Linked DNA regions of Mus musculus: regions 2 and 3 are each linked to region 1. Evidence: chromatin loops called from intact Hi-C (ENCODE). Cell type or tissue: heart. All regions are shown on one strand. Links, peaks and the distances in the headings refer to the core of each region. The heading gives the core; the rest is flanking DNA.

Region 1 (7,480 bases), core at 1,205-6,204:
AATAAGGTCCCTCGTGACAGCAGGGGTCTCAGCTCTAAGGTCAAAAGGTCCTCCTCCTTGGCCACTGGCATCTAAAGACTCCCACTCAGGAGTCCTTTTTAGTAACCATTGAAAAAGTCCTACCCTCTCCTGCAGAGCACAGCAGATGGGTTGGGATGATGGACCAACCAACAGCTATCTATCTGTAAAGGGTGCTTACAGGACGCCAACAGTCAGCTGGTGAGCAGATCCCGTGGTGGCGCTGAAGACCCGAATGTCCCTAATTTTGAAAGCAAAATCCCAAGACTAACCTGAATTGGAATTCATAAACAATGTCATTATCTCCATAATTTTAACAATCAATATAATTCCCTAATCAAAATCAAACAGGGGAATTAAATAAAGATACAAGCAATTTATAGGTGTATGTATTTCTACATAACTATGTATTTCTGTACTTGGAAACAAAGAGTCTCTGTGAATTTCCCAGTGCCTCTGTGTGGGTCACTACTGCTCTCCCCCATAGTAGCCACAAGCCACAGAGCTTCTCAGCCACAATGACATGGCTCCTCCCAGCTCTGCTACAAAAAGCAGAGACTGCTTCATCCCAGTCACTCACGTTCTGACTGTAGGGGAGGAATCAGGAGGCAGGGTCCAGGCTAGCCCATTCTTACTCCACAAGCAAGTCATGAGGCTTCTGTTGGGATGAACACGGATGTAGATGAACCCCCGTGGCTTCTGAGATATGCAGTCTCCCCCCCCACAGTGCTTGGCCACATATGCTGTAGAAGGAGCCCACAGAGTGCACAGAGCAAGGAAGCCTCTGGCAGCTTCATTTCCTCAAAATCCCCAGGTCAAGAGGTCAAATTTCTTTCTTTCATTGTTCCCCTTGTCACTGAGACCTGTCTTTCCTTCCCTTGCCGTATGTAATGACGCCTAACAAATGTCCTGGGCAACTCAGCCTTGCCAAGAGCTCTCTACCACTGCCCATCAAAGACAGTGTAAGCGACACAGCATGTCCTTGCAGCCCTGGGAATACTCAATAATCAGTCCCCTCCTGAACATCTGGGGTATGGGAGAATGGTGGGGAGAAGCAGGCATCTGGGAAAACCCCCAAATCTACTTTGCAGTCCAGACCCTTAACCTAGGTTTCTATCTTAGGATAAAATCAGGGATGGACCAACAAACTCCAGGAAGCCACCCATGGATTGTCCCCATGGACCCTTCCCTGTGTGGTCACAACCATCCTGCCTCCCTGGGCTTAACCCAGAAGTATCCTAGGGTCTCCCAGAGGAAAACCAGCCACAGCCTCTTACAAATCATCTCCTGCCCGGTCCCCAGAAGCCACTGGATGCTTGATAAGCGAGGGCTGTGCTCCCTCCCTTACTATAGGCATTGCTTCCAGACAGCAGGATCGCACTCTAAAGCAGAGGGTAAGGTAGGACATGAGGAGGAGTGTCATCCATGGTAGCACCTTTTCTACACAGTCCTAACTCCTGCTTTTTGTTCTTGTGTTTGCTTTTAAGAGTCGGGAGCAAGCATCTGGAAGATTTCGACCCCACGGTGTCCAGAAGTCGGTTAATGGGCCTGAGGACCTTGCAAAGTCCTGAGCGGGTAGAGTACCAGTGAGTCCCGCTTGGGTAGAGAGTCAGAGCTGCTTAGAGAGACGAGGCAGAGACTCGCTACCAGCTCAGGGACTGCTCGAAATAGCGAGCTGAGTGCGAAGTGAGGAAGGTGAGGTAGGTGGTGGTTTGGAGGTCTGCAGAGTGCACCAGCTGGCTGGAGAAGAGGGTCTGGAGGAAGCCACAGTGGAAGGCTGCCCCTGATGATGTAGCACAGGTCCAGCTCCTGGACTACCCTCTGGCCAGAGTGAAACATGATGAATACAGATTCCTGCCCAGCGCAGGAGGAGTTGGAAGCCAGAGGGGGAAGGATGGAGAGGGCACACCCATGGGCTGTGTGTGCACCTGCATGGGAGGACAGGCTTCTGAGTCTGTGGGTTAGGAGGGAAGGCCTAAGGGAGGTGCAGGGTGAGTGTGACCCCCCCAAGAGGCTTCAATGGGGGTCACTAGAGAAGTCTGATCCAAAAACAGGTCCTCCTGTGCCCCTGAGCATGCTCCCTGAGGGTGACCCCTTGATGGGGAAAAGCCAGGCAGTCCTGCCAGTGTCCAAACCCTCTGGGGACTGAGGCTCATATCCACCTGCGGGAAAGAAGCTGCCTCTTTTAAAACCACAGGATGCATACGAGTAGTTTGGGTATTTGGGGTTGGTTGACTGGTTGATGGGTTGTTTTGTTTCTTTGGGGTATTTTCTTTGAAACAGGATCTTCATTATGTAGCCCAGGCTAGCTTAGAACTTGCCATTCTCCTGCCTCAGCACTCTGTGATAGGATCCTAGGATGTCCCTCATAACCAGGGCACATCCTATAGTTTTTATTTTCAGTGCTGGGCTAGTACCCAGGACCTCATGCATGCTAGACAAGCTCGTGTATGGAACTTTAGAGATAGTATACCTCTCCACTTTGCCCAGGCTCTGCTCCTGCCTTCCCTCGGTGTGACCTGACTGGCTCAAAAGAGTGATCAGCGCAGCCATGGCTGAACACAGCAGAGGACTAGGCGAGGACTAGGCCCATGCGCCCAGCCCTACAGTCGCTGCCCTGGACTCCTCCCAGTCCTGTTTTCAAACTGGAGAGCTGGCTCCAGACAGTTTTCCTGTCTCTAGACTTCAACCTCCTCACCTGTAAAAATCTGAGATCCTGCCAGCCGACATGACCAGGCCAAAGGACCACTCAGATGGCTACATGCTAGTCGCCTTAAGCTTTATAAGTCTCTGCCCAGATCCAGCTGAGCCTAAGATTGCCATATTTCTCTGTAACTCTCAACCTCAATGGTCTGTGGGAATCTCCCAGGTTTTCTGTTCAGTATGCCACAGGGAATGTTTTCTTTTCTTTTTCCCCAAGACCCATCAGGTCACTGACCCAGAATCCCATCTTCTCAGGCTTCTTCTCCGTTGACCCCAGACATCCATGACAGCTGCATGAGGCCCAGTCCAGCAGTCAGGCATGGCATGTCTGGAGAGTGTTCATGGTGAGGACTGAGGTGCCAGAGAGAGGCCAAGTCCCAGAAACAGAATTGATGGCAATCCTTCCACTAAAGCATGTTACTGTCATTTAGTAGAATAGCCAGCAGAGGGCACTGTAGGACAAGGTCAGGAGGCACTTAGACAAAGCTGGGGAAAATCAAATGGTTGGGCACAAATGGAGACAAATTAGATCTAGACAGGCTAGGGAAGTCTCGCTCGTCTCCTCTCTGGTTTACCCCTCCTCACCTGCCACATAGCACTTAACATCTCTTTTTTAGTGGAGTTGATGGCTTGTAGCCCATAACAGCTCCAATGTCCCTCTTCCAAAGATAGCACCATGAACCTTCCTCAGACCCATATGGGAAGGCGACACAGAACATTAGGGGATACAGCACATGGGGAGTGGGAGCCAGAGGAGGAGGGGAGGGACGGGACACCCATGGGCTGTGTGTGCGCCTGTGTCTGTGCCCAGTAGGAGGGGAGGAAAGGCTTTGGGGAAGCCTAGCGTGAGGGTGACCCCCCAAGAGGCTTCAGTGGGGTCTCTAGGGGAGTCTGGTCCAAATCAAACCCTCTTGCTTTCTGTGTGCCAGGGCCCCAGTCCTCACTCCTCATCCTGATTCCCCCCAGGAAAGTTCACACTCTTGTACAGATGTGCCAGGTGTGTGTGTAGCTTCTCCGGATGCTTAGACTACTCTGGAGAACAGGGTCAGGAGACAGCAGTGGTGAGTAACATTGGGTTCCCCACTGTCCCTGGCCACTTTTGTCTGTCAGCCCCCAACCAGAGGACTCTGAACCCCAGCCACTCCCTTAGGTCAGATTAAGACTAAACCCAGAACAAAGAGGATACACATGGGCTGTGTGTGACAGAGGCAGCCAGAGAGTCAGGTGGCCAACCTTCCATAAGTCACGAGTCAATGACTCAGACCCAACAGAGCTAACAGCACACCTGAGGTTGTTTGAGCTCAAAGCAAACAAGTTCCGCTCTCTCATGGATGAGAAAGTGTGCCTTCCACACACTAATTTCTCAGGGCAGGTGGGGAGGGTGGGAGAGGAAGCCCACTATGGGAATCACTTGAGGACCTCAAGTTAGAAAATGGGGACCTTAGTCCCAGCTTGATCCCTATCACCTGTGTGATTTTGGACAAACTTCTTAACTTTTTACATCTCTGCCTCCTTGTGTAGAAAAAACAGATCTCCATATGTCACATAGTAGCTGAGATTCCCTTCCAGAAGACAGAAACATGGCAACCCTCCTGGCTCATCCTTCTCTTTCTCCCAGATGCTCAGCTCCTGGGACAGCTCGGGAACTCCCAAGCAAGTCCTCCAGTCCTGCTACTTCTTAAGTTTGGCAATATTCCCAAATTTGAGGTCTCTAGTATAAAGAATGCCTACACACACACACACACACACACACACACACACACACACACACACACACACGAGACAAACTCTGAGAAACTCACATACCTTGTCTGATGAGTCTACCTCAACAAAGAATGACTGAATACTGGCTCACCGTTCTGCCCCAGGGTGGAAGCCATGGGGTGTTGATGGCATAGGCAGTAGCTGGAGCTGGCACCTCTGGAATTGACAGCACAGGGATGGTGGGGACCAGTGTATTTACCCACATGGAGCTTTCTGGAGTCCTGGAGGGGCTGAGAGAGCCCTGAGCCAAGAGAACCATGCCATCCCTGGTCAGGGAGGGTGGGGAGGTCTATGTGGTAAGACTAGTGTGGCAGTGATGAGGAAGGGTCACCAGGCCCAAAAGTAGATCCCTGTCTCCAGGGACAGGCAAGCTAGTAGAGCCAGCAGCAGCCATAGGTAAGGTAAAATCTAGGGTCAGGGAGCCTCCCATCCATGAAACACAGGACATCAACAACTGCCCTTACTATGTCCACCTGCCTCAGGACTGTCTCTTCTGAAAGAAAGAGGAAAGAAAGAAAGAGGGAAAGGAGGAAGGGAAGGAGGAAGGAAGGAAGGAAGGAAGGAAGGAAGGAAGGAAGGAAGGAAGGAAGGAAGGCAGGCAGGCAGGGAAGGGAAGGAAGAGGGGCTTTTGTGTGTTTACCACAATCAGGGCAAAGTAGGACCTCCAAATTGTGGGCCTCTACCTGTGGGGCAGGGTGCAGAAATGTGGAAGTATACATGGGCATACAGTCCAAGAAGTGAGCTGGCTGCTGCCTGCCTACCTAGTGAGAGTCTAGTGAGACATCCCTGGGCCAAGGAACCAGGATGTTTCTATCCACAGCACCCCCAGCCAAGCCAGACAGTAAATGACCAATGGTAATTGGGGGAGTGGGGGAGGGGTCCCTTCATGTGAACTCTCAGGCAAGCCTCCAGAGCTACACACAGTGAAGAGCCCCAAGGACATGGAACAGGACCACCGTCACCACCCACCCTGTCCTTTGATCTCCTGGACCTGCCAGTCACTTAGCTTACCCACCCCATGCCCCCAAGTCCCCCTCAAATACATTACTGTCTCTTAACAGGAGGATGTAAGTGGTCCGGCCCCATCCACTCAGAGACTCCAGGGAGGCTTTCCCACAAGAAATGACGATTCATAGACCTCTTCCTCAGACAAAGCTTGGACCAGGAGAGGCCAGCCCTCCTGCTCTTTCCACATACACACCCCTGTACCCTGGCTCCTCAAACTCGAGACAGCAAGCAAGTAAGTTGTGATGGCCTGGGAGGGACAGGGATCTAGGGTCATGGCTATGCTAGGCCGGAGGGCATCCAGCCTCCCTCCGCCTTCACTACATCATCCCCTATTCTGGGCCCTCGGGCACAAGATGGTAGGAAAATTGGAGTTGAAAGACCAAGAAATTAGAACCCAAGATGCAGGGTGATGGGGGTAAAAAGGCCTTTGTTCCTCCCCTCTGAGTGTCTCAGGGTCCCCTGGGGCCATAAAGGAAACCAGGGCCCCTCCCTTCTGTGCACACACTCAAACGTCAGTACAGCTGTAGTTTGTTGGCCCAAAGCACTTTCCCAACTACATCCATCTTACCCAGCAAGATGGGGATGCCTGCCTAAGGCAAGGTACTGATTTCCCAACCTCCCAGCTCTGGGCCTCCCAGGGGTCTGCTAACTTGTCTTTCATGGCTTTCAAGCCCTGGGTGTCACCTACAACCTAGGTTCCATAGAAGAAAGCCAGAGGTCTGTGTAAGCCTTGAGGGAGATGAACAGGGAGGGGCCTGGCTGCCTGCTACCTGGGAAACAGGGATGAGCCAATCAGAATCTGTGATCTATGGCCACTCATATCTTTCTCCACATATTTCTCCAAGTCCTTCAAAGTGTTTCTTTAAGACAGCCCTGCAGAAGACAGTATATTGTCCTGCATGTACGTAAGCGTGCACACATATACCTGCATGCATACCCACATGCCTGCATGTTTATGTCCAAGGCATGGGTGTTGGGTGTTGGCCTAGAAAGCATGGACCAAAATCCTCAGCAGAAAATGGGGTAAGGTCTATGGTGACTGGAGGTCTGTGGTTTGCTCAGGAACACCAACAGACAGATCAGGGATCCTGGGATTCCAGCCCCTCGCTGACAGATGGACATGACATCAGCTGCATCTTGGAAGAGGCTTCAAAAGGACACAAAGAGGTTCCCGTGATGATAGCCAGTATCACACCAAAACAGAGTCAACAGCTGAGGGGGGGTGGAAGTGTCCACCAGCCCTGAGGAGAGCCTCATGGCCTGGAGTGGGTTGAAACAAGTAGAACTCTGGTGTGGCCTTAAAGACTGATGGTCTCCAGATGCGGTAGTTCTCTAATTATACTGAATGTGAGGATAATTTCTAAAAAGTCCTAAAAACTTTCTTGCTCATTCTGAGTGCTAAAAGCTGCTGGCTTAAGCAAGTAACACCTGTAGCCTAACAGCAGGGGGGGTTCAGTAATGTGGCCTTTATTCTATCTCAGCAGGAACTGTGTGGCTCTAACTTTCAGCCTGCTAGTTGAAGTCGCAGGAAGAAAAAGAAACACTTTGAAAAGTGAATGTAGCATTTATTTCTAAGTTGTAAAAAGTTTCCTAGGGGGCTGGTGAGATGGCTCAGCGTGTAAGAGCACCCGACTGATCTTCTGAAGGTCCTGAGTTCAAGTCCCAGCAACCACGTGGTGGCTCACAACCATCCATAAGGCGATCTGACTCCCTCTTCTGGAGTGTCTGAAGACAGCTACAGTATACTTACATATAATAAATAAATAAATAAATAAATAAATAAAAAAGTTTCCTAGGGACGCTCTCTAAGAAAAGGGAAAGGGGAATGATCACAGTGATCCTACCTGGGACAAGGGAAATCCGTGCTCTGCTCCTTGTCCTCAACACCTATAGAATACATGATCACATGGTTAAAAGTTCATCACAGCTGGGCGGTGGTGGCGCACGCCTTTAATCCCAGCACTTGGGAGGCAGAGGCAGGCGGATT
Region 2 (7,480 bases), core at 769-5,768, 83 kb after region 1:
TTTTCCCTGTCTGAATCCAACCCACAGGGATTAGCTCAGTTTTCTTATCTTCTAGGAAGCCAATCCACAAAGAACACTCAAAATGCCTAAAATCTCCTTATGGCACTTAAATGTTTATGGGTAATAAAAGGAATCACTCCTCTCCTTATGTGTGACCTTGTGATGTTTGTCTCTGAGTTTATAGACTCCTGGAACCCGGGGACACTTAACTCTCTCTGTGCCTGTCCCAGAGCTGAATATACAATAGGCTCTCAGAGCTGAGTTCTAACATCAACCTGATTGAAAAACCTGGCTTCAATGGTTTTTGGTTTTTGTTATTTATTTATTTACATGCCAAATGCTGCCCCTTTCCTGGTGCCCCCCCAGAGACCCTCCCCCATACCCTTCTCTTCTGAGAGGGCCCCCCTGCCCCGCCCCAACCCCGCCAGGGTATTTCCCCAACCCTGAGGCATCAAGTCTCTGCCAGATTAGGAGCATCTCCCACAGAGGCCTAGAGCACTTTTAAATCACCCATCCCAGGCCTTGTCAAAGTAGCCATGACTAAAGGAAATCACAGAGATTAAATGAATTGTTTAATTAATTGCTTCATGCGTCATAAAAGTTTGATTGCTTTAACTATAAAGAGGCAAGATGGAGGTCAAAGGGCATTATCTTTTAATTTGTTTATTTCTGTTTTTCATTTGATTTTAGGGTTCTCCATATTCTTCCAAATTTTACTCTCAGTTTTAATTTTGCAGTGGCTCCTAAATGTCATGTCAGAACAAAAGGCTCTGTCTAGAAGTCCTGTTCCCACTCCATCTGCTTTATCCCTCCTGTCCTGTCTCTGCCATGCCCTACAGCAGGTAGCTAAGCTCATTAGTCTCTGCTTTTTTTTTTTTTTTTAATTTCTATTTTTGTTCCTTTTTTCTTGAACAAATAGGTACCTGTTCTTACTTCTTCCCCTAGAGGGTATTCTTGAGGTAATTTCTTTCACGACTGCCTCACCACCACAACTACCACCTCCTCCTTCTAGTCCTTGTCCTCCCACTCTGCCACCCCCCTCCTCTGGTGTCTGCTGGCTGGGAGGATCAGGACCAGCGACAGCCCATGACAAAGGGATTTGTTTTGTGTTAATCCTCACTGGAGTTAGTCATAGTGACAAGGAAATAACATTCTTCCCAGGGCTAGCTTCATTTCAAATCCTGGCCAGAGACCTAAAGAGACCTACGTAGCCTTGTGAGGGGTTACGTAGCCACAGCCTAGTCCCTGCAACTGAGGAGGCAAAGAAGTATCCACAACCAAGCTTCTGCCTTGCTCATCCTCCTAGAGGAGGACACAATGCTAGTGTACACTGGCGTCCTAAAAACCACTTGTAAGACCTTTTCAGGCTCATGCAGCGTCCAGGAGTCCTGCACACGTTGCAGGAAAACCACGCTCTGCATCTGTGCTGGCTAGTTTCACGTCAACTTGACACAAGCTAAAGTCAACCGAAAGGGAGGAACCTCAATAAAGAAAATACCCACACGCCTTTAATCCCAGATTGGGCTGTAGGCATACCCGTGGGGAATTTTCTTAACTAGTGATTGATGTGGGAGGTCCCAGCCCATTGTGTGTGTGTGTGTGGGGGGGGGGTCCTGTGTTACATAAGAAAGCTGGCTGAGCAAGCCATGATGAGCAAGCCTGCAAGCAGCACCCCTTTATGCATCAGCCCCTGCCTCCAAGTTCCTGCCCTGCATGCGTGCCTCCCTTTCCCACTTTTGATGTGAGCTGTTCTAGAGAACTAAGAATGAAACAAACCCTTTCTTCCCAAGTTGCTTTTGTTCACGGTGTTTCTTCACAGTTATAGGAACCCCAGCTAAAGCAATGCCTATACCTTTTTAAAAACATGAACTTTAAGAATTGAAGACTGGGGCTGGAGAGATGGCTCAGCAGTTAAGAGCACTGACTGCTCTTCCGAAGGTCCTGAGTTCAAATCCCAGCAACCACATGGTGGCTCACAACCATTCATAATTGAGATCTGACGCCCTCTGCTGGTGTGTCTGAAGACAGCTACAGTGTACTTACATATAATAATAAATTAATCTTTGGGCCAGAGCAAGCAGGGCTAGAGTGAGCGGAGGTCCTGAAGTTCAATTCCCAGCAACCACATGATAGCTCACAACCATCTGTACAGCTACAGTGTACTCATATACATACAATAAATAAATCTTTGAAGAAAAAAAAATTGAAGACTGGCAATCCTCTGGACCCATAAGATCCCATTTCAAGGCGAATATAATATGTCTGAGTAAGTTAGTTTAAGTTATAGAGAGATGGCTGAAGGAGTGGAGTGCCTCTGACAGGAGTGTCCATTGGAAAAAGTGGGAGTGGGAGGACTCTTGCCTTGGAGTCAGGCTGTCCACAGTGGGTTCAGAGGCTGTGACTCACTGAGGAAAAGGAGTGCCCTGGGCCCTAGGGGAGGCTGCTTTCTCCAAACAAGCTGTCTTTGGCTAAGGAAGGAAATGAGGTAATCTCGGATTAATCAGCAGCCACCAGCCTGACAGATCTGAAAGTTCAACCATGTCCAGCTACTTCTGCTTATATTCACCTTTTTCCTCCAGGGTACCACGACATTAACATGCCAGGTTCTAGTAAGAGAGGGCATAGAACCCCTCCTTGGGTAGGCAGCAGCTCTTCCTCTCTGGACCTTTAACTTTCTCTTCTATTAAATCAGGAAGTAATTGATCACCAATGATGCAACTCAACCCATGGTCATCTTTCTCTCTCTCTCTCTCTCTCTTTCTTTCTTTCTTTCTTTCTTTCTTTCTTTCTTTCTTTCTTTCCTTCCTTCCTCCCTCCCTCCCTCCCTCCCTCCCTTCCTTCCTTCCTTCCTCCCCCCTCTCTCTTTCTTAAATAAAAATTGTTGATACAATATATTTTGATCGTATTCTTTCCCATCCCAACTCCTCCAAAATCCTCCCCAATTTTAAAAAATAATTTTGTAGGTGTTTTGCCTATAGGTATGTCTATGTACCTGGTGTGTGCCTAGTGTTCCAGAGGGCCAGAAGAAGGTATCAGATGCCCAGAGACTGGTGTTACAGATGGTTGTAAGCCACCATGTGGATTCTGGGTAACCAAACCAGGGTCCTCTGGGAAAGCAGCCAATACTCTTAACCATTGATCCATCCCTCAAGCTACCTCCTCCTCCTCCTCCTCCTCCTCCTCTTCCCCCTCCTCCACCCCAGCCAAATTTCTTGTTAGAAAAACAATAGAATTGAGCTGTTTTTTCACAAGGCTCACCTCCCTCCTTCAACATAGCTGCCATCATCTTCCTAAAACAGCTTCACCAGTTAGGCTCCCCACCTGCCCTTGAAGCTATTTGACATGCCAACTTCTAGACTTACTGCAACCAACCTTCCACCTCCAAGACTCTAAGAATCTATGCCTCAGAGAAACAGAATCTGAAAGTGAGTGGGAATAGAGAGCAGCCGGCACAGGGAGGAGCCTTTAACCCAGGATCCTAGATGGGGAGTGTGGCGGGATGCCAGGCTTGGGGAGAACTCAAAACAACCTTTTTACACAGTGTCCTTGTGCGTCCTGTTTCTCTAGTGACGCTGCTGCCAGCAGTGGGCACCACGTTCAAGCTCCCATGGGCAGTGAGGGGGCAAGGTACCCATCTGCCTTGTTGGCTAACCAGTGACTGGGGAAAGTGGTGCCTGAGTTCAGACTGCCCTCTGCTGGGATGTTCTAAGTCAAGGCACCCGATGGAGCACTGACTGCATCCGGTCATCTCCCAAGGAGTACCTGGACCTCCTCTCCTTATGCTGTTAGTATCTGCTTTAGGGTGAGGCTTCAGATCCAGGCCTGCAGGCCACGTGACAAGATGCTTAGTCGATGGGGAACCTTCACGAAGTCTGGCTCAGGTGTCACACAGAATCATACAACTGCGGAATCTTTTTTTTTTTTTTTTTTTTTTTTTTTTGGTGGAGAGGGGTTTATATTTTTATTAGGCCTGCTTCTTTCACTTGTGCTGGTTGGTTTTGGCAAACTGTAGTCATTTGGCAAAAGGGAAATCCAGTTAAGAAAAATTCCTCCATCTAGGTTGACGTGAGCGAGTGCTCCCTTGGGCAGATGGTCTTAAGGTGTATCAGAAAGTAGGCGGAAGAAGGCCTGAGAAGCAAGGCAGGAGGCAGGATTCCTCCATGGCTTCTGCTTCCATTCCTGTCTCCAGACTCCTGCCCTGAGGTCTCTTACTGATGCAGTGTGACCTGACAGTTGTAAGATAAGATTAACTCTTTCTCCCCTAAGTAAATTTTGGTCATGGAGTTCACTGCAGCATAGAAATTCTAATACATGTGCTTTCCTATTCAGTAGTAAGTGTGACAGTTCATCTTCACTGGCAAATAAGATTTAAACTCAGCATGGAATCACACCTCTGGGTGTGTTTGTGAGGGTGTTTCTAGGGAAGTTTAACAGAGCGCGATAGACTCACACTGAAAGTGAGAGGCACCATCCTGTGGAGTGGGGTCCTACACTGAATATAACGGAGAAAATGAAGACAGCAAAGTTGGCGCCAGCATTCCAGCCGTGGCTGTGTAGGTAACTTCAAGTTCAAGGCTGAAAATCCCAGCCAGGACACAAAACCGGGCAGGATTCTCATCACCTGCAGGCAGGAGAGCACAGAGAAAGGGTCAGGAATTGGCAAGCAGGCTTATACATATTCATATGGGGGAACGGCACTTTCAGAAGGGTCCATTCCAGCGCATGCTCAGTTTAAGATACATAGATTTGCGCCTGCTTGGTTAGGACTATAATTCGGGAAGAGCCTGGAGCTGAAAGGCATTCCTCCCCGCCCCCCGCCCCCCAGGCATTGTGGAGATGCTCAGTGGGAACTGGCACTTTCTGGTCACTTCCGGCTTCCAGCATCACTTGTCATCCACCATGGTGTGCTAGAAAAGAGGACTCCAAAGCAGAACTGGTTTTTATTTCCCCACCCAGCTTATTTTAAGGCATTCTTTTTTGGGGGTCAAGGGGGCGGTTCGAGACAGGGTTTTTTTTGTTTTTTGGTTTTTTTTTTTGGTTTTTTTGAGACAGGGTTTCTCTGTGTAGCCCTGGCTGTCCTGGAACTCACTCTGTAGACCAGGCTGGCCTCGAACTCAGAAATCTGCCTGCCTCTGCCTCCCAAGTGCTGGGATTAAAGGTGTGCTCCACCACGCCCAGCACGCCCGGCTATTTTAAGGCATTCTTTAGTATACTCTTCAACCACATCTCAGACACGTCCCACCTTATGCCTATGTCTTGTCTTCTTGCTCTTACTCTTTCTGTTCCTCTTTTTGTTTTGTTTGTTTTTTTTCCTAGACAGGGTCTCACTTTGTAGCCCTGGATGACCTGGAACTCTATATGTAGGTTAGGCTGGCCTGGAACTCACAGAGATCCATCTGCCTCTGCCTCCTTAATGCTGGGATTCAAGATATTAAAGCTTCTTTTTACTTTTAATTTGTTTTAATGATTTATTTATTTTTATTTCCTATGCATTAGTATTCTGCCTGTTTGTATTTCTGTATGAGGGTGTCAGATCCCGTGGAACTGGAAGAGCAGCAGCCAGTGCTCTTAACCTCTGAGCCATCTCTCTGGTTCCCCTTGTTTTAGATCTGAATTATAACCTTCCATCGCTTTAAAAGTTACTAAAATCTGTGGACCCTAACAGAGTCCCAGGCAACTTTCCCTCCCTAGCTGCTTTCCCAACCTCGATATATTTACTTATATCTCTCCTCACCCACTCCATTTCTTTCCCCATCCTAATCTTATTAGGTAAAGTCAAAGTAGGTACCACACTATCCTTTGTAGGTTACCCTCCAGCAGTTATTAAAGTTATAGGACCACTGTTGTTAGTTGGCTGGCATGACACTTGCACGGTAGTGGCTCTCCCTGTAATGTCACACTGAAGGAAGAATCCAGAGCTTCCACCAGGACCTCTGAGTTCCAGCACTGAGAAACTGTTTTCTGAACTGTATACTCAGCTCTACCACATCCAGACCACACAGGAACATTGCAAATACTTCAACTGAGAAAATAAAACTGATTAAAAATTAAACCAAGGGGGCTGGCGAGATGGCTCAGTGGGTAAGAGCACTGACTGCTCTTCTGAAGGTCCTGAGTTCAAATCCCAGCAACCACATGGTGGCTCACAACCACCCATAATGAGATCTGACACTCCCTTCTGGTGCATCTGAAGTCAGCTACAGTGTACTTATGTATAATAATAATAATTTATTTTAAAAATTAAACCAACCTGGCGTGGTGGCTCACGCCTTTAATCCCAGCACTCGGGAGGCAGAGGCAGGTGGATTTCTGAGTTCGAGGCCAGCCTGGTCTACGGAGTGAGTTCCAAGACAGCCAGGACTATACAGGGAAACCCTGTCTCAAACAAACAAACAAACAAACAAAAATTAAACCAAGCAAAGAAATAACACCACATGCACAAATCCCAACCCAGTAACATAAGAAATACACACACACACACACACACACACACACACACACACACACATACACACACACACAAAACAACAAAACTCTTCCCAAAAAGCCCACTGCTCCTATAGTACCGGTGTATAATAAGGGTGAGTTAGATGAAATCCCAGATTGTGGACTCAAGATTCTAAGTGTGTTCAAGGAAATCAAAGAGCGTAAGCTCCTGGCTGAGAACACAAACAGACAAATGAAGTAAGAAAAGTGCTGCAAGACAGGAGAGAAATTCAACAAAGAGATGGAAACACTGAGGAAAAGCCACCCTGAAATAATAGACATAGAGGACATAGTAAGTCAACGAAAAATCTCTGCGGAAGTCTCATCAATAGGACCAACTGACAGAACGCTGGAGCCTTTAAGCACGGTGACAGAAATGGAACAAACAAGGACGATGATAAACAATAAGAAGGTGTGAATGAGATTTCCAAGTTACATGTAGCACCATGAAAAGACCAAGCCTACTGATAACAACAGGGGTAGAGGAAGGAAAACAGTGTCTTTCCAAAGGCATAGAAAACATGTTTTTTTCTCTTTTAATAAGGGGTTTTACTCAAAAGGGTAGCTTTGAAAATCTCTAGCTTGTTGTGAACCAGAAAGCCAGGGGCCACCTCATCCTGACACCACTGGAGTCAGTGTACCTCTGAAACAAAGCCACTGTGAAAAACGAGGAGGACTCGAGTCCTACTTTGATTTAAGGAAAAGGACAAGTTTTTAATACAGCAAAACAGAACACAAAAAGTAAACAAATCCTTAGAAATCACTAGATATATGTGTGTGTTTATATAATTAGGATCATCATCAACATTTTAAGCCATTAAAAATCAGGTTGCCACCTCACCTTTTCTTTTGGTACTGGGGATATTCTTATTAAGAAATCCAGCCTCTATTTCAATGGCCTAGCCCAGCTTTCTCTCCACTGTGCCTCATCTCCACCATCCACTCCAGAGTCCAGCCTCAACTCTGCAGCCAGAGGCAGAGCCAGCACTCATTC
Region 3 (7,480 bases), core at 769-5,768, 61 kb after region 1:
CTCAGTCTCCATGATAAAAGAAATTGCACTAAGTCTCTCAAAAGGGGTTTTCAAGTAGTCAGGAAACTCAATGGCTTCCTGTTTTTTTAAAGCAAAAAGAAAACAAAACAACCCCCCCCCCAACAACTCATCCCTACTCTTCTTACTGAGAAAGTGGAGTCCCTACAAGTAGAAAGCCTCCTCTAGAAACTTCTATGTACTTGACAATCAACATGGGAGAGGAATTTAAAAAGGATTCTGTGACCTGTTGAACTAAAAGGTTACAATTCCACTTGTCCTGAATGTAGTGACCTAGACAGACAGAGCCACCTTAAACAATGTTCTTAGTTTTCACTCCCAGTCTCTTTATTTCTTGGCAGACCATAGAACTACTCAAGTTTTTCCTTCCTGAATGCCCTCTGGGGCATTAAAAACTTGCTTCTTTCACAGAACTCCACAACATACAGGAGGTATACAGAACAAAGAACTTTTTAGCTTTTCAAAGCCACATACTTACATACCAGTCACATCTGAGAAGAATACCAGTGAGTTTGAACAAGACTGAATGTGACTCATGAAAGGTCGCAAGTAGAAAGGTTACCTTACGGAGGATGAACGCACGAACAAGGAAGAATAAAATTCCAGACATAATACCAGAAAGCAGCGGAGAGACGAACCACGACATCACTGGAATAGAATACAAAATGAAGTGTCAGGTCTGGAAAGTACGTTTTTGTTAACAAGACCCCGAAATGGTAGGTGCTCCATTTCTGATACTCTTCAACTTGCCCCTCCACTTCACTCCCACTCCACGACACACAGCAGCACACAACGAAAATAAAACCATTTAAAATTCAACATACCAATTTTTATCAGTTCAGACCACTTGACACCCTTCTGCCCATTTGCCACAAGGGAGAAACCAATGGTTGCACCGACAATACAATGGGTCCCAGAAATCGGAAGCTTCAAAAACGAAGCCACGAGCTGCCACACAGCAGAACCTGAAACAGAATTAATCAGATTTTGTCAGGTAGATGGCAAAACTGTTACATAAGCAGTGCGTCCTTGCGGAGAGAAGGTTCAAGACTGGAGCGAACATAAGGTATAACTACAACTTACCAAACATAGCACTGACGGAGCCAGCCATGAGCAGATCTTGAGTTTCGTTGTACAGCTCCACATCTATCAAGCCGTTCCGGATGGTTTCGCTCACTTTGGCCCCCAGCAAGGCGGAGCCCACAGTTTCGAAGATGCTAGCTAAGATGCAGGCTTGCTTCAGGGTCACTACACCTGAGCCTACAGCTGTACCGAACGAATTTGCTACATCATTGGCTCCCACGGAGAATGCCAAGACAAATGCAATGATGAAGCCCAGGATGAGCATCCATAGATTGTCATACTTCGGTGGAGCGGAAGCAGTAACAGCAGCTAGGGTACTAGTAATCGTTGCCACAGTAGATTCCATTCTCTAGTGTAGTGGTTCTTTAAATAATAAGAGAATTACTAAGCGGCTTTTGAGATGTGTAAACGGAATGAGGTATCAAAATGCTATAATAAATAGTATATATTATATAAAATTAAATACTGTAAACTACGGCACGGAAACCGAGCTGGGGAGTTACTGCTATACGCTGCTGCGTCTGGGCGTCTGTTGTCTGGGGTTTCTTTGGCTCTGGAGGGCTAAAAGCACGGAGCAGAATTCCATGGCGGATTAGAGAAAGGACGCAAGTTCATCCTGGGGGGACGAAGTGGAAGAAAATAACAATAGCGGCGCATCTCTGGGAAGAGGGCAGCCTGGGACTCCGCATAGTCCCCCCCCCCCCCGCCCGTCACTTATGTCTTCAGTCCCCCAAACGCTGTGCAAGGTGGGGCACAGGGCGATCTCTGTGCTCCCCCACCCCCCACCCCGTCCCGCCCCGCCCCGCCCCACGAGTTCTGTTCAGTCTCCGGCCGCTTGCCCGCGCGCGCCCTCCGTGGATGATCGGAAAAAAGACCATTCCCGCGCGCGCCTGCCGAGGACCGCCGAAAAGGCCCGCGGAAGGGCGCGGCGTGCGTGGGGAGGCGGGAGGAGGACAGCAGCGTAGCGGGGTCCTGCAGCCTGCATCCCACCCCCGCCAGCCAGCTCCCCACACCCGAGCCCACTCCAGAGAAGAAAGGACCTTTGCACCACCGGTGCCGCGCCGCCACTCACCAAAGGAAACTGAGGGCCGAACAGAGAGACCAGAAGAACGAGACTGAGGCAGGCTCGAGCCACGGTCGCACAACCCAGGACGGCAACACCGGGCACAGCACGGAGGGACTCTCTACCCACTCGTGAAGCAGCCGCGGGCGCCTCAGCAGGCGAGAGGTGAAAACACGCAACGCGCGCCGGCGGCCATCATATAGAGAGCATGCCGCCGGCTCCTATTTATAGCCGGTTCTGCGCCCCACGTGACCTGCCGAGCCTCGCGCCCGCCCGAGGTCCCGCCTCCGATGTGACGCAACCACAGGCTGGTCGGGCGCGCCTAGCCGGGTGAGCTGGGCAGCGGCGCTGATTGGCCTGGACGTCCCCGGGGCCCCGCCCCCAACGAGGAGCTGGTCCACGTGGGACTGGCTGGCCGCCTCCCTGCAGCCTCGCCCGGGTTATCCTGTCTGCGCTGGCCACGCCGGGTGGCTGCGGGCGGGGACTGTGGGGGAGTCTCGCCCAGACACGCGGGGACTGAGGCCGCCACCAAGGTCGTTCCGAGTTTCTCCCACGCGGGCCCGGGTCAGCTCGGTGGCGACGCGGAAGAGCGGGTGTGCTGAGACTTGCCCTTGGCCGGACCCGATCTGTACCTCGCCCGGAGAGGGTGGAGGGATCTCACGTGGCCACCTCGCTCCCGCAGTCACGCACTTGTGTGAAAACGGAAAGATTCGGGAGTCACGAGGATAGGCTTGCGTTCCCAGCTGTGGCACTGCGCTGAGGGAGAGCCATGGGTCATTAGTTTCCCGGCGCCGGACCTCCGTTTTAGGAGCCCCGGCTATGGCGCAGCGGGGAGGATGTTACTTTGGATTCGAATTCTTAACTCATATTTGCTGCAGTGTGTCACCTTGAACAAACCCTAGGTCTCCTCAAGCCGAGTGCTCTGGAACGAGAAATAATAGCAGAGTGAGAGAGACTGGAGGACGGGTTGGAATTGTGTGTAAAGCACAACAAAGATGCATTTCCTGTCAGCTCATCGGGGCTAGTGGCGACAGGCAGTACTAATTCAGGTATTCTGGTTACAAGTTCTTACCCAGTAAGGAGAATCATATTAGCTAAGATATAAGCATGTGACTGGAACTCAATAGATGTTCAGGAAATGAACCTTCATTTCCTCGTTACTTTTTTTTTTGAATGTGCCTGTTTTAGAATATAGGAAAAGGTTACAGAGGATGTCCTCATCCTGAAAGTTTTCCCATCCCCTTTTGAAATAAAGATTGCTTCCTGGTCCCCTACATGGTATAAGGTTGTAGTTCTGACAATGGATTAGTTCGTTTTATTGCCTAAGCTCAGAACTAACTAGTCACCACTCCTTGGGAGATTTAAGTTATGTGGGTTATAAAGAAACTTAAGAATTCCAGCCAGAAATACCCGGTTTAGAACGCTCTAAAACGCTCTCTGCTCTCCAAAGGTAGGGCAACGAATAGCAGAAACAAACATGTTGTAAATTATAACTTCACAGGAGTGTCCTGTGACCTATAATTTGGTAGACTCAGAATCTCGTATAGGTTATACAGGTCTATTGACCTCAAGGTCATGGCTGGAAAACAACCTTCATGTTCCAGGACACTGACCCCAGTGTGTAATTCTGGCATCTTCAAATGCAACACTCTTTGCCCTTACTTCTTTCCAAGGTCATAAAACATTGAATAAAAGGACTGGTTTGTTAAAAGGTTGTTAGTGTCCTGCCAATTAAAACAATTTTTGAAGTAATTATTTGTGAGGAAATTGCTCATGACTTTGCCCACTGTTTGGATGTGCTTTGCTTCAGTCTGTTGATGACCATGCTTTTGCCTCTTGAAATTGAGACAACCAAGGTGAGCAGCCATGGTGAATAAGGCCCATCCAGGTACAAGAGCAGAATCCAGAGCCAGGTTTGCCAGATGTGAAGGCATCACTGTGGTTCAGGGAGAGTATAGTATTTTGAGACTTGGCTTTATGCTACTTTAGTATCCATGTATTTTCAGGCAGAGACAGATTTCTCTGTCTCTAGAGAGTCCTTACTGTCTTGAAATCAAGGAGGGGGGATGTGATGGTTGGTCAGATGGTTTTAGATTGTCTTGTTTTTTGTTTGTCTTTTGTTTTTGTTTTTGTTTTTTGAGATAGGGTGTCACTGTGTAGCTGTCTGGTTGTCCGGGAACTTACTGTGTAAATCAGGCTAGCCTCGAAATCACAGAGATCCCCCTGCCTCTGCCTCCCAAGTGCTGGGATTAAATTCATGCACTTCTATACTTGGTTACCAGTTTTAATATTCAACTTGACCCACTCTAGAATCACCTAGGAAGAGAGTCTTGGTGAAGGCTTGTCTAGATAGGTCGGCCTGTGAGCAGGTCTGTAGTGGACTGTCTCAGTGTGGAACGCTGAAGTCTGAAAGTATGTGGCACCTTTTCCTGGTATCATAGTTAGGGTTTCTTTGCTATGGTGAAACACCATGACCAAAAAGGAAGCTGGGGAGGAAAGGCCTTATTTGGCTTATACTTCCATGTTGTTTTTCATCATTTAAGGAAGTCAGGAGAGGAACTCAAACAAGGACAGGAACCTGGAAGCAGGAGCTGATGCAGAGGTCATGGAGGTCTGCTGTTTACTGGCTTACTCAGCCAGTTGTCTTATAGAACCCAGACCACCAGCCCAGTGATGTCTCCACACACAATGGGCTGGGCCCTCCCCCATCAATCCCTAATTAAGAAAATTCTTTTTGGCCTACAGAGATGGCTCAGCGGTTAAGAGCACTGACTGCTCTTCCAGAGGTGCTGAGTTCAATTCCCAGCAAACACATAGTGGCTCACAACCATCTGTAATGGGACCCGATGCCCTCTTCTGGTGTGTCTGAAGACAGCGAAGTGTACTCCTGTACATAAAATAAATAAATAAATCTTTAAAAAATTTATTTTCTCAGTTGGGGTTCCCTCCTCTCAGATGATTCTGCACTGTGTCAAATTGACATAAAATTAGCCAGCATGCCTGGTTTTGGGTCCCTGGACTATACAAGAGTAAGGGGCTGAAGAGATGGCTCAGGTGTACTTGTTCTTACAGAGGCCCCGGGTTGATTCCCAGCACCCACATGATGGCTCGCAGTTGTCTATAACTCCAGTTCCAGGGGATCTAACACCCTCTTTTGACCTCTGCATGTACTAGGTATGCACATGGCGCACAGATATAACAGGCATACACATCAAATAAAAGTAAATGTTAGGAACTGGAGAAAGCTAACCTAGCACTAAGCATGCATGCATTTGCGTGAATCCAGTGTGACTAGTTCTAAGCATCTGTCAACTTGGCCTTTCCAACAGTAATGGTTGGAACCTGGAATTAATTGTAAGCTAAGACAAAGCCTTGCTTCCCCAAGTTGCTTCCTGACAGAGGATTTTATTACAGCAGAAGAATGGAACTGTGAGGAACCCTAACTACTACACAAAACGGCACTGGTTCCAGTACTCTTAAAGCTAGGGAAAGGAGTCAGAGAGCCTGAGAAGACTAATCCACGTTAAAACGGAGGCTGTGGTACAAATGTGCTCTCGGGTCTTAGGGAGCCTATTAATAAGTAGTTAGAAATAATTTGAAGCCAGACTGCTTGCTCTGTAGTTCTCTAGTCTCTTGACACAGTACAAATACCATCCTCCACCTGGTTACCTCAGCTCTAAAGAGAAAAGATGGAGAGTCCCCGTTTCACAGGGCTGTTGGAAGGAGTAAATGATCAGGCCGTGTAAGGCTCCCCTAAGGGTACTAGCATATCCAAACACTGGTTTTCTTTATTCAACAACTAGCTGAGAGCAGAGCCCCCACACCGCCTTCCTTTCTCCAGCCACCAAGACCAAGTTGTTTTAAACTTCTTGCTGCAGAAGAGTGACCAAGCAAATCGGCTGCTGCCAGAGGGGTAGTGGCAACAATGAGATACATGGAGTGTGAGTGTCCGTTTTTTTTTTTTTAATATTTCTTTTTATCTTTAAATATGTATATGTGGGTGGATATGTGCTCTTGAATGCCTGTGGTGTCTAGAGGCACCGAATACTCTTAGAACTGAAGTCACAGGCAGTTGTGAGCTGCCCAATATAGGTGCTAGGAATCAAACTCAGGTCCTCTAAGAACAGTATGAGCTCTTAACCACATTTACTTATTTGCAGTACCTGGGATAGAACCCAGGACTTCCATAGCTAGGCAAGCACTCTATTGCTAAGCCAAACTTCAACACCCTGCCCACAGTATCTTTATAAGTTAGTCACTGTCACAAAGCCATGAGTCTGGGACCCCCACCCCCACCCCACCTACTTTGACCTCCAGAGGGCAGAGCAAAACAGCCTGTCTGGCACAGCAGTACACAAAGCTAGGCTGTGTGCACCAAGACCTTCCAAGGCTACAGAATTGCAAACAAAAAGGAAACAATACCACACGTGGTTATTCTGAGCTCAGGGAGACTTAATAGTCAAGGAAATGCATCTGCAGCTACCATTCAGTACACATGAATGTACATCCTGGAAAAAGACTGTTGGGAAGAGAGGAAACCCAAGGGGACATGGGAACACTCACTGTGCAGCCAGAGGCAAGGGCAGTTGCCAAGGCTACCCAGAGGACATGAAGGGAACAGAGGAAGAGAACATCTCTGGAAGAGAAGGTACTCCTTCAGGAAGAACTAGCTTTACAGTCCTTTCCCTTTCCCCATGTAAACCATCAGGCCTGGCCACATGTGTCTTTCCCCAGATAAGTGGGAGAATTATAAAACCTGCAGTGTGCCTGCATGCTTACTTTGTGCCGGGCTCGCTCTGTTTCCTGTCCTGTGCACATGTGCCATGTAAAACACTGTAAGGACTTTCATCTTATTTTACATAGGAACTAAGGCACAGAGCATGAAGTACTTTATCCCCAGAATGCCAGGAAGCCCAGAGGCAAGTCAGGTAGATTTGGCTGCTAACTCTTATTTCCACTTGATGCATTTATCTCTCTTCTACTAGGCTCTTTCATTTACAGCCCGTATTTCAAGCTTTCTCAAGCCTTATTGGAACAGGAAAGAGCTATCTCCAAGATTGGCCCCAGTGGTCCTAGAGTAAGAAGAGGCAGGAAACCAGTGGCGCATGCTCACTCTAGAATAAAGTTGTGCCTTGACCTTGCCTTGGAGTTGCTGAAAACCCTGTTCTCTTTCAGTCTTCCTGGAAAAGAAAACCTGTCTTGCAAGGTGAAAACTTGCTGTGGGGCTGGGGCAATGGCTTAGTGGCTAAGGGCACTTGCTATACAAAGCAGAGGACCTGAGTTTGAATCCCCAGCGCCCATGTAAAACACTAGGCA

What was found. Hi-C counts contacts between places; a loop is a spot of excess contacts. Peaks named below come from ENCODE experiments on the same cell type or tissue, not always from the same donor. Only the 100,000 strongest peaks of a DNase experiment are listed, where the experiment ranks them.
Region 2: a loop joins it to region 1, with 7 times the contacts of the local background. A loop is called at or near these places in 35 of 42 quality-filtered maps.
Region 3: it touches region 1 in a loop (3.0-fold over the local background); 6 of 42 quality-filtered maps call a loop at or near these places.

Annotation. Positions count from the first base shown.
Region 1 is chr2:129,254,670-129,262,149 of GRCm38, reverse strand. No RefSeq gene overlaps it. Among named protein-coding and RNA genes, the nearest start is that of Ckap2l, 39 kb to the left of the region's middle. In heart, for the core only: a CTCF peak has its summit at 3,164 (motif pointing right); no DNase peak of the experiment used is centred there; H3K27ac peaks cover 2,165 bases.
Region 2 is chr2:129,170,816-129,178,295 of GRCm38, reverse strand. AI847159 (expressed sequence AI847159) reads left to right here. Exons shown (of 3, transcript NR_045264.1): 3 at 1-148. It also overlaps the pseudogene Gm14026. Among named protein-coding and RNA genes, the nearest start is that of AI847159, 6.1 kb to the left of the region's middle. In heart, for the core only: CTCF peaks have their summits at 2,008 (motif pointing left) and 3,690 (motif pointing left); DNase peaks (open chromatin) are centred at 2,445 and 3,695; H3K4me3 peaks cover 309 bases.
Region 3 is chr2:129,193,686-129,201,165 of GRCm38, reverse strand. Slc20a1 (solute carrier family 20, member 1) reads right to left here and starts at 2,393. Exons shown (of 11, transcript NM_015747.2): 1 at 2,174-2,393; 2 at 1,102-1,717; 3 at 843-983; 4 at 581-666. The coding sequence starts at 1,447. In heart, for the core only: CTCF peaks have their summits at 1,745, 1,996 and 3,191; a DNase peak (open chromatin) is centred at 2,455; H3K4me3 peaks cover 2,756 bases; H3K27ac peaks cover 2,716 bases.